Regions from separate parts of the Homo sapiens genome. Here all the other regions are linked to region 1. Evidence: read pairs that join two places in POLR2A ChIA-PET (ENCODE). Cell type or tissue: MCF 10A. All regions are shown on one strand.

Evidence for each region. Peaks named below come from ENCODE experiments on the same cell type or tissue, not always from the same donor. Only the 100,000 strongest peaks of a DNase experiment are listed, where the experiment ranks them.
Region 2: POLR2A ChIA-PET joins it to region 1 with 11 read pairs; 1 of 35 experiments calls an interaction of 5 or more read pairs at or near these places.
Region 3: POLR2A ChIA-PET joins it to region 1 with 5 read pairs; 5 of 35 experiments call an interaction of 5 or more read pairs at or near these places.

The regions. Positions count from the first base shown.
Region 1 is chr6:134,907,147-134,911,146 of GRCh38, reverse strand. No RefSeq gene overlaps it. Among named protein-coding and RNA genes, the nearest start is that of ALDH8A1, 41 kb to the left of the region's middle. In MCF 10A, no CTCF peak of the experiment used is centred here; DNase peaks (open chromatin) are centred at 1,966 and 2,786.
Region 2 is chr6:134,107,320-134,111,319 of GRCh38, reverse strand. The region is part of intron 2 of LOC124901404 (a long non-coding RNA gene); the gene reads right to left. Among named protein-coding and RNA genes, the nearest start is that of SLC2A12, 57 kb to the right of the region's middle. In MCF 10A, a CTCF peak has its summit at 58 (motif pointing left); DNase peaks (open chromatin) are centred at 59 and 1,589.
Region 3 is chr6:134,166,803-134,170,802 of GRCh38, reverse strand. It overlaps SGK1 (serum/glucocorticoid regulated kinase 1), which reads left to right. Exons shown (of 14, transcript NM_001143676.3): 14 at 368-1,547. The coding sequence ends at 535. Among named protein-coding and RNA genes, the nearest start is that of SLC2A12, 120 kb to the right of the region's middle. In MCF 10A, no CTCF peak of the experiment used is centred here; no DNase peak of the experiment used is centred here.

The DNA.
Region 1 (4,000 bases):
TAAAGAAAAGAAAAAGAAAAAATGGAACTGGGATGCCTTAAAATTCTTCAGAACATGGAAATGAAATGTTGCTTTCTGGCTGGCTAACCTCTAAGGCAATCAAAATAGAATATAATTAGCTATCTATTGCTGCCAGGGCTTAAACCATTTTTCCAAATTGTGTTTGCCAAGACAAAAGGAGGTATTTTCTGTAGTACAGGAGAGGTGAATGAGAGGATGAGTGGGTTGAACAGTCCTGAGTAATTATTGCATTTATTTAGGTTTCTGCAGCTATCTATCAGGCCCTTGGCTTATGATAGCAAATGATAATGAACAGTCAAAAGGCAGAAATAGCAACATTCACCCTATCATGACACAGGGACATTATATTCTTTTTATACACAATACAGTGCAAAGGTTCAGGGAGAGCGAGAAGTATGACCTGAAGCCATTTTTCCACTACTCATCATTTTTGACAGTTACAAGAAATCCAGAGAAGGGATTTTCTTGTCTAATTATTTCTAACCTTAAAGTTCAGGGAGTCAGTCTTTCTCAAGATTAGGATTCACTAAATACATCCTGAGGAAAGGGTGCAGTACATGTTCTGCGAATACTGTCCAGGAGCTGTGAACTCTCTCCCTTTATTTAGGATATCAGAGGAAGGGGCAGGAGAGGGGAGGAGAGTTCAGTCATCTCAGCTTGAAGCAAGTGCTCGGTAAGCACTTTGGTATCGCTCCCAAGGGGGACTGTATCACTTCCATCCCAATGACTGAACTCGACCTGAATGCAGACCGCTGAGTCCAAGTCCCAAGTCTCAGGACCCCAGGAGTTACTAGAAAGAAACGCTCAGAGCTGCTTTCTGGTAGATTATTAGTGGGAGAATACATTTCCCCTAAGATACCTAAAATCAATGCAAAGAGGACCTCAGAAGTATGTATTTTGCTGAACTTGAAACATCAGAGAAATTGTTCAAAAATCCCCTGAAGAGATAAATATGCTGATATTCAAATTTTTACCTATCTTGATGATTCTCACATGCTTTGATTTCTCAAGGATGTTGCATGAAAATCATTTTTCCTCTATTAGAAATTCATGAGCGCCTGCTGCTTACTTCCCAGCGGCAGTCCTTGGGACCTGGTATGTGGGCACTTTAAAAAGATGCTTCAGGAGAGCATTTTATGCTCTGTGCAGGGACCTGCTCCTGCAGGCAATTGGCACGTGTAGTCACAGAGCCCGAAGCTCTGGGGCTGTCACATAAATTGCACAGAGTCAGAGGCTGCTCCCCACACAGCAGCCCAACCACCCCAGATGGCCCCACTCTACCTTCAGTCCCCCAGGGAAGGGGTTTCCACCCTCTCCCGCCATTCACTATGTCTGAGCTTGAAATATTAAAATAGAGTACTTGTTTCACATATAACTCCAATTCCAACAGCTGTAATTAAGAACACATAGAGGCCAGCTGCTTATTATATGTAGGCAGGAGCTCCAAAATACTTAATCAGAATTTGCAATTAGTTGTCATTATCCTCAGAATACCTCTACTTCTTTGATGCTTGTATATTTCTATAGGTTCTGTATATTCTGCATTCTAGTTCTGTTTAGGAGTTGTTTGCTGTAAGATCCTTGGCAAGCCAATAAGCTTCTCCATGCCTCAGTTGTCCATCTGGCAGTGGGGAGAGAGCTACACAGGGTGATTTCAACAACCCTGGCAATTAACCTTGTTATGATTCAGTGACTCCATGAATCCCTAATATTCCGGGAGTATTTTTCAAGGCTTTGTTGGAAATTGTTGAGTCACACTGGAATGAACTGCCATTATGAGATGAGGTTGGAATGTTCTGATCGCTCCAAGGGTAAGACTGGACTGAGGAATGTGGAGGAGGGCTGCGACGAGGTGTGGGATGGGAAAGTCATCATCAGATGCGTGGAGCTGGCATATCCTAGGCCAACAGACAAGATTAGGCAGATTCCCAGCACCTGATGAATGGCCAGCTGCAATCAGAATTACGATTCTTCCCCGAAGAGCAAGCAGCCTATGATTTGTTTGGCAGAAGCCTCAGAGTCGTGATGATGATGATTTGCACCGGCCTTTGGGTGAGTCAGCGCTGACACGAGGCACCGACAAGCTTGGCAGCAGAGACTGACAGTGACTGTTCTGGACTGTTACACACATTTCAGAAGGCTTGCTGTAGATACCCAGGAACAAAATATCTTCCCCACACTACAAACTGAAACCCTCATGAACAAAGCCTGAAGTGAGAGGCTTGGCCCTGGGACATCTCAGGGGTGAATCCACCCTATATTAATGGAGTCATAGTCAGCTGCAGGCACCCCCAAGCAAAGGACGCTGGAAATTCCCAGAAGATAAGCAGATCTGAAGCAAGGACCAAGGGCTTTGAAACTTTCTTTTCTTTTCTTTCCTTCCTTCCTTTGTTTTTTTCAAGACGGAGTTTTGCTCTTGTCACCCAGGCTGGAGTGCAATGGTGCCATCTCAACTCACTGCAACCACCACCTCCCAGGTTCAAGCAATTCTCCTGCCTCAGCCTCTCACGTAGGTGGGATTACAGGCATGCACCACCGCGCCTGGCTAATTTTTGTATTTTTAGTAGAGACAAGGTTTCACCACTTTGGCCAGGCTGGTCTCGAACTCCTGACCTCAGGTGATCTGCCCGCCTCGGCCTCCCAAAGTGCTGGGATCATAGGTGTGAGCCACCGCGCCTGGCTGAAATTGTCTTTCAAAAGTCTGAGCTCAGTGGCTTATGGGAATATCTAACATGGATGGCCTGAAGGCAGGTGAATCATCCTAGACCAGCCCCCGGCACTCCCTGTGCCAGGCAGAAGGGAAAGAGTAGCGCAGTGGGAAGTTGGTTCCCAGGGGGTCTGCCTCTCCAGGTCTTCCTGCTGAACAGCCGGCAGCACTTCGGGCACGAGAGGACATTGTCCTCCTTTGACCTCACCTGGAGCAGGCTTTCCAGGTTGTCTCTGGGGAAGGTGTTTATTATTATTATAATAAAAAATATTTTATATTATATAAAAATATATATATTTTTATATATAAAATATATATAAATATAAAATATATATTTATATATAAAAAAATATATATAAAATATATATTTATATATAAAAAAATATATATAAAATATATATTTATATATAAAAATATATATAAATATAAAATATATATTTATATATAAAAATATATATAAATATAAAATATATATTTATATATAAAAATATATATAAATATAAAATATATATATATATAAATATATATAAATATAAAATATATATATATATAAAAATATATATAAATATAAAATATATATTTAGATATAAAAATATATATAAATATAAAATATATATTTAGATATAAAAATATATATAAATATAAAATATATATTTATATATAAAAATATATATAAATATAAAATATATATTTATATATAAAAATATATATAAATATAAAATATATATTTATATATAAAAATATATATAAATATAAAATATATATTTATATATAAAAATATATATAAATATAAAATATATATTTATATATAAAAATATATATAAATATAAAATATATATTTATATATAAAAATATATATAAATATAAAATATATATTTATATATAAAAATATATATAAATATAAAATATATATTTATATATAAAAATATATATAAATATAAAATATATATTTATATATAAAAATATATATAAATATAAAATATATATTTATAAACATATATTAAGATATTTAATGGTTGCATGGATAACTTTAATATGTATAAATTTTAATCTGTTGATTTATCGAGTTTTGACATTATCTACCTTCTCCCTGTTCTGTAAGATGAGGAAAGTAGATGGTGACCACCATCCCAGGCCTCCATCCTTTCCCCTCTCAACTGGCCCGCTGATTAATTTCATTATCTAGGCTAGTAACTTCTGCACTCTGTTCTGTAATTTTAAGTTGGCTTTCTGTACTTTGTGTATAGCTTGACTTTAAATAAAAAAGGCTAA
Region 2 (4,000 bases), 800 kb after region 1:
ATTGGTGCTCAACAGGGACACCATGTGGCAGTTTTAAAAGAGCCTTTAGTGCCTGTGGGCTGACCAGCGCCACCTAGTGTTTGAAAGATGGATGACTTTTATAATTTAGGAGGAAAGGAGGGGAGGTGATTATATAGGATTGTATGGATCTCAAATCATTAATTGGAGAATTGCATATCTTTATCAAATAATTTTTTTTGAGGAAAAGTCTTGCTCTGTTTCCCAGGCTGGAGTGCAATGGCACGATCTCTGCTCACTGCAACTTCCACCTCCAGGGTTCAAGTGATCCTCCTGCCTCAGCGTCCTGAGTATCTGGGATTACAGGTGTGCGCCACCACACCTGGCTAATTTTTGTATTTTTAGTAGAGACGGGGTTTCACCACATTGGCCAGGCTGGTCTTGAACTGCTGACCTCAAGTAATCCACCTGCCTCAGCCTCCCAAAGTGCTGGGATTACGGGCATGAGCCATTGCGCCTGGCCTCGTTATCAAGTAAATTTTAAATATCCAATATGAAACATTGTTCAAGGTTCTGAGAATACATCTTTAAATAAGATAGATGAAGTTTCTGCTCTGGTGAAGCTTGAGAAATAGGACCCTGTTTCCCCAGTAAGCTGTATAATAGGTCATGTGCTACATGAGCCCTTCCAACTCCATATAGATCATGGGCCAAGGGAATTGTAATAGGCTAGAAAGCCTGAATCAGATTTGAATTTGTTGCAGTTTCTAAAAGTAAAGGCATCAATGTAATGTTTGTCATTTCTCAATGTAGGATGAAGTAAGGAGTTTTCATTCCTGGTTCACACCTTATTATTATTATAATCAATAAACATTTTTAAAGTTTTTGATCTGATTAGGTTATCTCTAACTAGTCTAGCCTAGTGGTTCTCAGTAAGAAGCAGCAAAATTTTCTGTGGTTTTTTTTTTTTTTTTTTTGAGAGGGAGTCTCACTCTGTAGCCCAGGCTGGAGTGCAGTGGCACGATCTCGGCTCACTGCAACCTCTGCCTCCCAGGTTCAAGGGATTCTTCCAAGTAGCTGGGATTATAGACACTCACCACCATGTCCAGCTAATTTTGTATTTTTAGTAGAGACAGGGTTTTGCCATGTTGGCCACACTTGTCTCAAACTCCTGACCTCAGGTGACTGGCCCACCTTGGCCTCCCAAAGTGCTACTAAAAATACAAAAATTAGCTGCACGTGGTGGCGGGCACAGTGGCATGCACCTGCAGTCCCAACTACTTGGGAGACTGAGGCAGGAGAATCTCTTTAGCTCAGAAGGCAGAGGTTGCAGTGACCTGAGATCACACCACTGCACCCCAGCCTGGGTGACAGAGCGAGACTCTGTCTCCAAAAAAAAAAAAAAAAAAAAATCTTTTATACCATATTTTTATTGTGTCTTTTCTATGTTTAGATATGTGTAGATGCACAAATACTTACCTTTATGTTACAATTGCCTGCAGTATTCATTACAGTAACATGCTGTACAAATTGTAGCTGTGGAGCAATAGACTACCACACACATCTAGTAGACCATCTAGGATTGTTTAAGTACATTCTATGATGTTTGCACAATGATGAAATCGCCTAATGACACATTTCTCTTAACGCTTCCTGTCGTTAAGCAATGCATGACTGTATTAAAAACTACTGATGCCTTGGTGGCGCATGCCTGTAATCCCAGCTACTCAAGAGGCTGAGGTAGGGATAATTGCTTGAACTGGTACCAGGGAGGTGGAGGTTGCAGTGAGCCGAGATCACGCCACTGCACTCCAGCCTGGGCCACAAAGAGAGACTCCGTCTCAAAAAAAAAAAAACAAACCTACTGATGCCTAGGTCTCATTCCCGCCCCCCACTTCACTCCATCCCAAGGTTCTCATTTAATTAGACTGGAGTGTGGCTTGTGCATCAGAATTTTGAAAGCTCTCCAGCTGATGCTAACTTTTAGCAACATTTGAGAACCATTATTCTAAGCCATGAAAATTCATTCAGTATTTTTCAGTTGTGGTTGACAAGATCAGAATTTGGTGTTAGGAAAATTAATTTGGCAACGATATCAAGAGTGGACTGAAGCCCAAAGAAGTCTCAGAGAGAAGTCACATAGGAGACTAATGCAGTAGAATAAAGTGAGATAATAAGGGCCTAAGGAGAAGATAGGTGTACTTGAGAATGCACATGTATTATATAAGTAACAGAACTTCAGTGCTGATTTCAGAGAAGCAAGTTTGATCATCTAATGACCTTGTTGACCAAACAATACTAAAATAACCTGTGCATCTAAATAAGGAGCTGCCTTTCCAATTGATAAGCTGATGCATCTCTGTTGTAAAAAAATATTTTATCAGTATTAATGCATATGTTAAATTTGACATTTCATAATGCAATTCATAGAATCTGCTGTTTGTTTACTATTCCAGAATTTTATTGCTGAGTTCTCAATTTAAATCTACAGGTATTTCTATTATCAGTGATGTGAATTATGATATAATAACTCTTGATAATTGATATGGTTTGTCTGTGTCCCTACCCAAATCTCATCTTGAATTCCCATGTGTTGTGGGAGGGACCCAAGAGAAAGTGATTGAATCATGAGGGCAGGTCTTTCCCATGCTGTTCTCATGACAGCAAATAAGGCTCATGAGATCTGATAGTTTTATAAAGGGGAGTTTCCCTACACAAGCTCCCTTCTCTTGTCTGCCACCATGTGAGATGTGCCTTTCACCTTCCCCCAGGATTGTGAGGCCTCCCTGGCCACGTGGAACTGTGAGTCCATTAAACCCTTTTCCTGTATAAATTACCCAGTCTCGGGTGTGTCTTTATTAGCAGTGTGAAAATGGACTAATACAATAATCAACAAAATGAGAATTATAGACATAAACTAAATATTTTAATATAATGATAGGCTAATTGCATTATAGCCATTGTTTTTCTTGCTATTGGTTTTTTGTTTGTTTGTTTTTGTTTTTGTTTTTGTTTAAGATAGGGTCTTGCTCTGGGCTCAGGTGATTCTCCTGCCTTAGCCTTCTGAATAGCTGGGGACCGCAGGCATGCACCACTGCACCCACCAATTTTTTTTTTTTTTTTTGGTAGAGACAGGGTTTCCCCATGTTGCTCAGGCTGGTCTTGAGCTCCTGGGTTCAAGCGATCCTCCTGCCTTGGCCTCCCAAAGTGCTGGAAGAAATTTTATAATTATAAAAATTAACAAGTTAAATTGATTTAAAATTGAAAAAATATTGGGAGGAGAAAATGGGAATTTGTTATTTAGTGGGTATAGAATTTTCTGGGGTTCAAATACCCTTTAGAGGTTTCCCATTGGTTACTTTGTGTACACCCTATGTAAATGAAGTAGTGCCCTGTGATCAGTCTGTTTGGTTGTGGACAGTGACCAATCAATCAGAGACTGAAGTGAAGTTACAAAGTTATACTCCTATGCAAATGAAGACCTGGCCCGGCGACCAGGCTGATTGGTTGTAGGAGGGGACCAGTCAGAGGTATTTTCAGTTTTTTATCTGCCACACAGAAAAGATGGGGGTTGCAAAGGGAGTAGCCTTTGGCTCTTTTGTTACTTGGGCATGGAAAGTTGGAGTTTTCCTTTTGATTTAGCTCTAGGAAGTCGGCGCAAATCAGCCTTACGTTCCCTGCCTCCAGACCCTTTTCTCCTGCCTCAGAAGGTAGAATGCTAAGCTGGTCCCCAAGGTTGCTGCCCCTTGACGTACACAACCTGTGTAATTCCCTCCTTTTGAGTATGAGACTGAACTGTAAATATAATAGAATAGTCACTCCTATGGCTAGATTACTGTAGTTGACTTTAAGAAAGGGAGGTTATATTCAGTTGGCCTGACCTAATCAGATGTGCCCTTGAAAAGGGACTGAGCTCTTCCTGGAGACAGAGATTTTAAATGTAAGAAGCCTCTAGCACAAGGAAGATTCTCTATTGCTGCCTTTAAAGACAAAGGGTACTACATGACAAGGGACTCAGAATGGCCCCTCAGAGCTAAGTATC
Region 3 (4,000 bases), 740 kb after region 1:
GTATAGAGAAGCCCAAAGGGCATTTATTTTAATTCAGAATTGTCTGGGGGAGGGTTGGAAGGAATACATTGGCAGATGTTTTCTCCATAAACCTGTTATTTTACCTACATAAAAAGCACATTTTTGTGTCCCAACAAGGCTCCCATAATTTTTAGACACATTTATCAATTCGAAGCACCAAAAGGCAACAAGTGAACATTATTCTTATGTTTAACTGTGTGTAGCCTTTTGAGATTTTGTGCTTGAAGTGGGTGATTATGGAAGTTGATATAAGACTTAAACTTGGTATTTAAAGCCTGGTCAAGATTTCCCTGTCCTGTGTCTAGTGTGAGTTCTTGACAAGAGTGTTTTTCCCTTCCCGTCACAGAGTGGGCCCAACGACCTACGGCACTTTGACCCCGAGTTTACCGAAGAGCCTGTCCCCAACTCCATTGGCAAGTCCCCTGACAGCGTCCTCGTCACAGCCAGCGTCAAGGAAGCTGCCGAGGCTTTCCTAGGCTTTTCCTATGCGCCTCCCACGGACTCTTTCCTCTGAACCCTGTTAGGGCTTGGTTTTAAAGGATTTTATGTGTGTTTCCGAATGTTTTAGTTAGCCTTTTGGTGGAGCCGCCAGCTGACAGGACATCTTACAAGAGAATTTGCACATCTCTGGAAGCTTAGCAATCTTATTGCACACTGTTCGCTGGAAGCTTTTTGAAGAGCACATTCTCCTCAGTGAGCTCATGAGGTTTTCATTTTTATTCTTCCTTCCAACGTGGTGCTATCTCTGAAACGAGCGTTAGAGTGCCGCCTTAGACGGAGGCAGGAGTTTCGTTAGAAAGCGGACGCTGTTCTAAAAAAGGTCTCCTGCAGATCTGTCTGGGCTGTGATGACGAATATTATGAAATGTGCCTTTTCTGAAGAGATTGTGTTAGCTCCAAAGCTTTTCCTATCGCAGTGTTTCAGTTCTTTATTTTCCCTTGTGGATATGCTGTGTGAACCGTCGTGTGAGTGTGGTATGCCTGATCACAGATGGATTTTGTTATAAGCATCAATGTGACACTTGCAGGACACTACAACGTGGGACATTGTTTGTTTCTTCCATATTTGGAAGATAAATTTATGTGTAGACTTTTTTGTAAGATACGGTTAATAACTAAAATTTATTGAAATGGTCTTGCAATGACTCGTATTCAGATGCTTAAAGAAAGCATTGCTGCTACAAATATTTCTATTTTTAGAAAGGGTTTTTATGGACCAATGCCCCAGTTGTCAGTCAGAGCCGTTGGTGTTTTTCATTGTTTAAAATGTCACCTGTAAAATGGGCATTATTTATGTTTTTTTTTTTGCATTCCTGATAATTGTATGTATTGTATAAAGAACGTCTGTACATTGGGTTATAACACTAGTATATTTAAACTTACAGGCTTATTTGTAATGTAAACCACCATTTTAATGTACTGTAATTAACATGGTTATAATACGTACAATCCTTCCCTCATCCCATCACACAACTTTTTTTGTGTGTGATAAACTGATTTTGGTTTGCAATAAAACCTTGAAAAATATTTACATATATTGTGTCATGTGTTATTTTGTATATTTTGGTTAAGGGGGTAATCATGGGTTAGTTTAAAATTGAAAACCATGAAAATCCTGCTGTAATTTCCTGCTTAGTGGTTTGCTCCCAACAGCAGTGGTTTCTGACTCCAGGGGAGTATAGGATGGTCTTAAAGCCAACCTACGTTCCAGGCCTTTTTAGCAGCATTTTATGGTGTCTGTCATTCATAAATCCATCCAAGGAAATCCTTTGCAATTTACTCATCTTGCAAGGATTGCTATGAAGTAATGCTTCCTGTATTTATTGCCTGTCCTGTGAAGTTGGACTATTTGTCCTGACATTTGGCTTGTCTTCAGTTACAGGTAATTCTTTCCAGAAATATTTGAAAGCCTACTCTGGGCTCTATTGCGAGTGCTCAGGATATCGTAGTGGACAAAGCAGACAACTTCGCCCTTCCAGAGCCTGATGAAGAAGGCCGACCTAAAGCAGTTAGTTGAGATGGAAATTGAGAAATAGTCTGTGAAGTTTAGGAGAATGCCACACAAGAGGGTGAGAATTTTTTTTTTTTTTTTTTTTTTTTTTGAGACACGGTCTTACTCTGTCGCCCAGGCTGGAGTGCAGTGGTGTGATCTTGGTTCACTGCAGCCTCCGCCTCCTGGGTTCATGTGATCCCCCCATCTCAGCCTCCTGAGTAGCTGGGACTACAGGCATGCACCACCATGCCTGGCTAATTTTTGTATTTTAGTAGAGATGGGATTTCACCATGTGGGCCAGGCTGGTCTCGAATCCCTGGCCTCAAGTGATCTGTCTGCCTCGGCTTCCCTAAGTGCTGGGGAGAATGTTTTAAATAAGTGGATATGTTCCCAAAAAGCTGACCTGGCTGGGACATCTGGTTTCTGAGAGTACCTGGAGTTGACCCAGGTCTAGAGTGAGCTCAGTAAAGGGACCCTGAAGGAGCTCATCCCTAGCTTGGACTGAAGCTTCTTGAGCCAGTGTCTACCTAGCACCCTAAGGGCCCAGCAGGCTCTGGGGCTGTGTGGCAGAGCCCACTCCTAGAGCTCACCCCACTGTGATATTACCTGTGGGAGAAAGCGAGGTGGCACCATCCTTGGAGATCTTGAGTCCAAAGGTTTGGACTTTTTCACTCTTCTAGGTCTTCCACACAAATACTTAACAAATAATCAGGGAATCCCCAAACAGTTGATGTTGCTGCTGCCTTAATTGCAAAAGCACCCTGTAGGCCTGCTGCACCCCCGCTACCCTGACCTTCCAGTTCGCACAGGGATTTCCCCAAGGGAAAGCTGTGAGCTTTTTTCCTCTTATCCTTGCTCTTGGGTCTCACCTCACTTTGCCTCAGTCCCCCTCTCCTACCCCACAAGGTTTCCAAGGGCCAAACAGGTGTTCAGAGATAACCGAGTTCTTCTCCCTCATGATCTAATGAAGGAAGAAGATGAAAACGAGTCGATAGCTTTTTGCTCAAGGTGGGCCACCGGTCATGCTCTGCTGTTGACTTACTGCTCTACAGGCATTAGCTACGTGTTCAATTCCCTACCGGGCCCAGTTGACAAATAAAGAGTCCAAAGCAAGGCCAGGCACGGTGGCTCACGCTTGTAATCCCAGCACTTTGGGAGGCCGAGGCGGGCAGATCACGAGGTCAGGAGATCGAGACCATCCTGGCTAACATGGTGAAACCCCGTCTCTACTAAAAATACAAAAAAATTAGCCGGGCGTGGTGGTGGGCGCCTGTAGTCCCAGCTACTCGGGAGGCTGAGGCAGGAGAATGGCGTGAACCAGGGAGGCGGAGCTTGCAGTGAGCCGAGATCGCACCACTGCACTCCAGCCTGGGCGACAGAGCAAGACTCTGTCTCAAAAAACAAAACAAAAAAAAAGCATGTATTTTCCTATTAAAGATTGATGCCGGCTCTAACATAGAGACTCATTGCATATTCCCCCTCATTCTCATTCTCAATAACAGTTATGAATTCCTCCTCGAACAAAAAGTGCTTAAATCTCATTTTCATCTGAACACAGTTCAGGTGGGCTTAGGAATCTGCAATCTAATTATAGATAACTCAGATGGGCCAGTCACGAGTTACAAAGCTTTTTTTTATGTTTTGAAGGTAGAATTCTGGTTTACTGGATTATAGTCCATCACTTCACATAGAAGATCTGAATTGTGTTTCTCCAGAATTGAAAGGTGCCAGAGGAGACCCAAACATTGTCACCCAGATGGGAGATAAGATCAAGCACAAGTGGGTGGGAAGAGAACAAGGCAAGAACAGGGAAGTCAAGAAAGAACAAGAGATCAATAAACAAATGACAAATATTTACTAAGCACTGTACTGTCAAATAATGTGTGTGCAGAGGTATCTTTTACCTAAGGGAGTGGGGCATATCCCTGCCAGCACATTCCCTGAGCCCCAGCCAGCCTGCCTTTGAGCACGACAATTGATTGGAAAA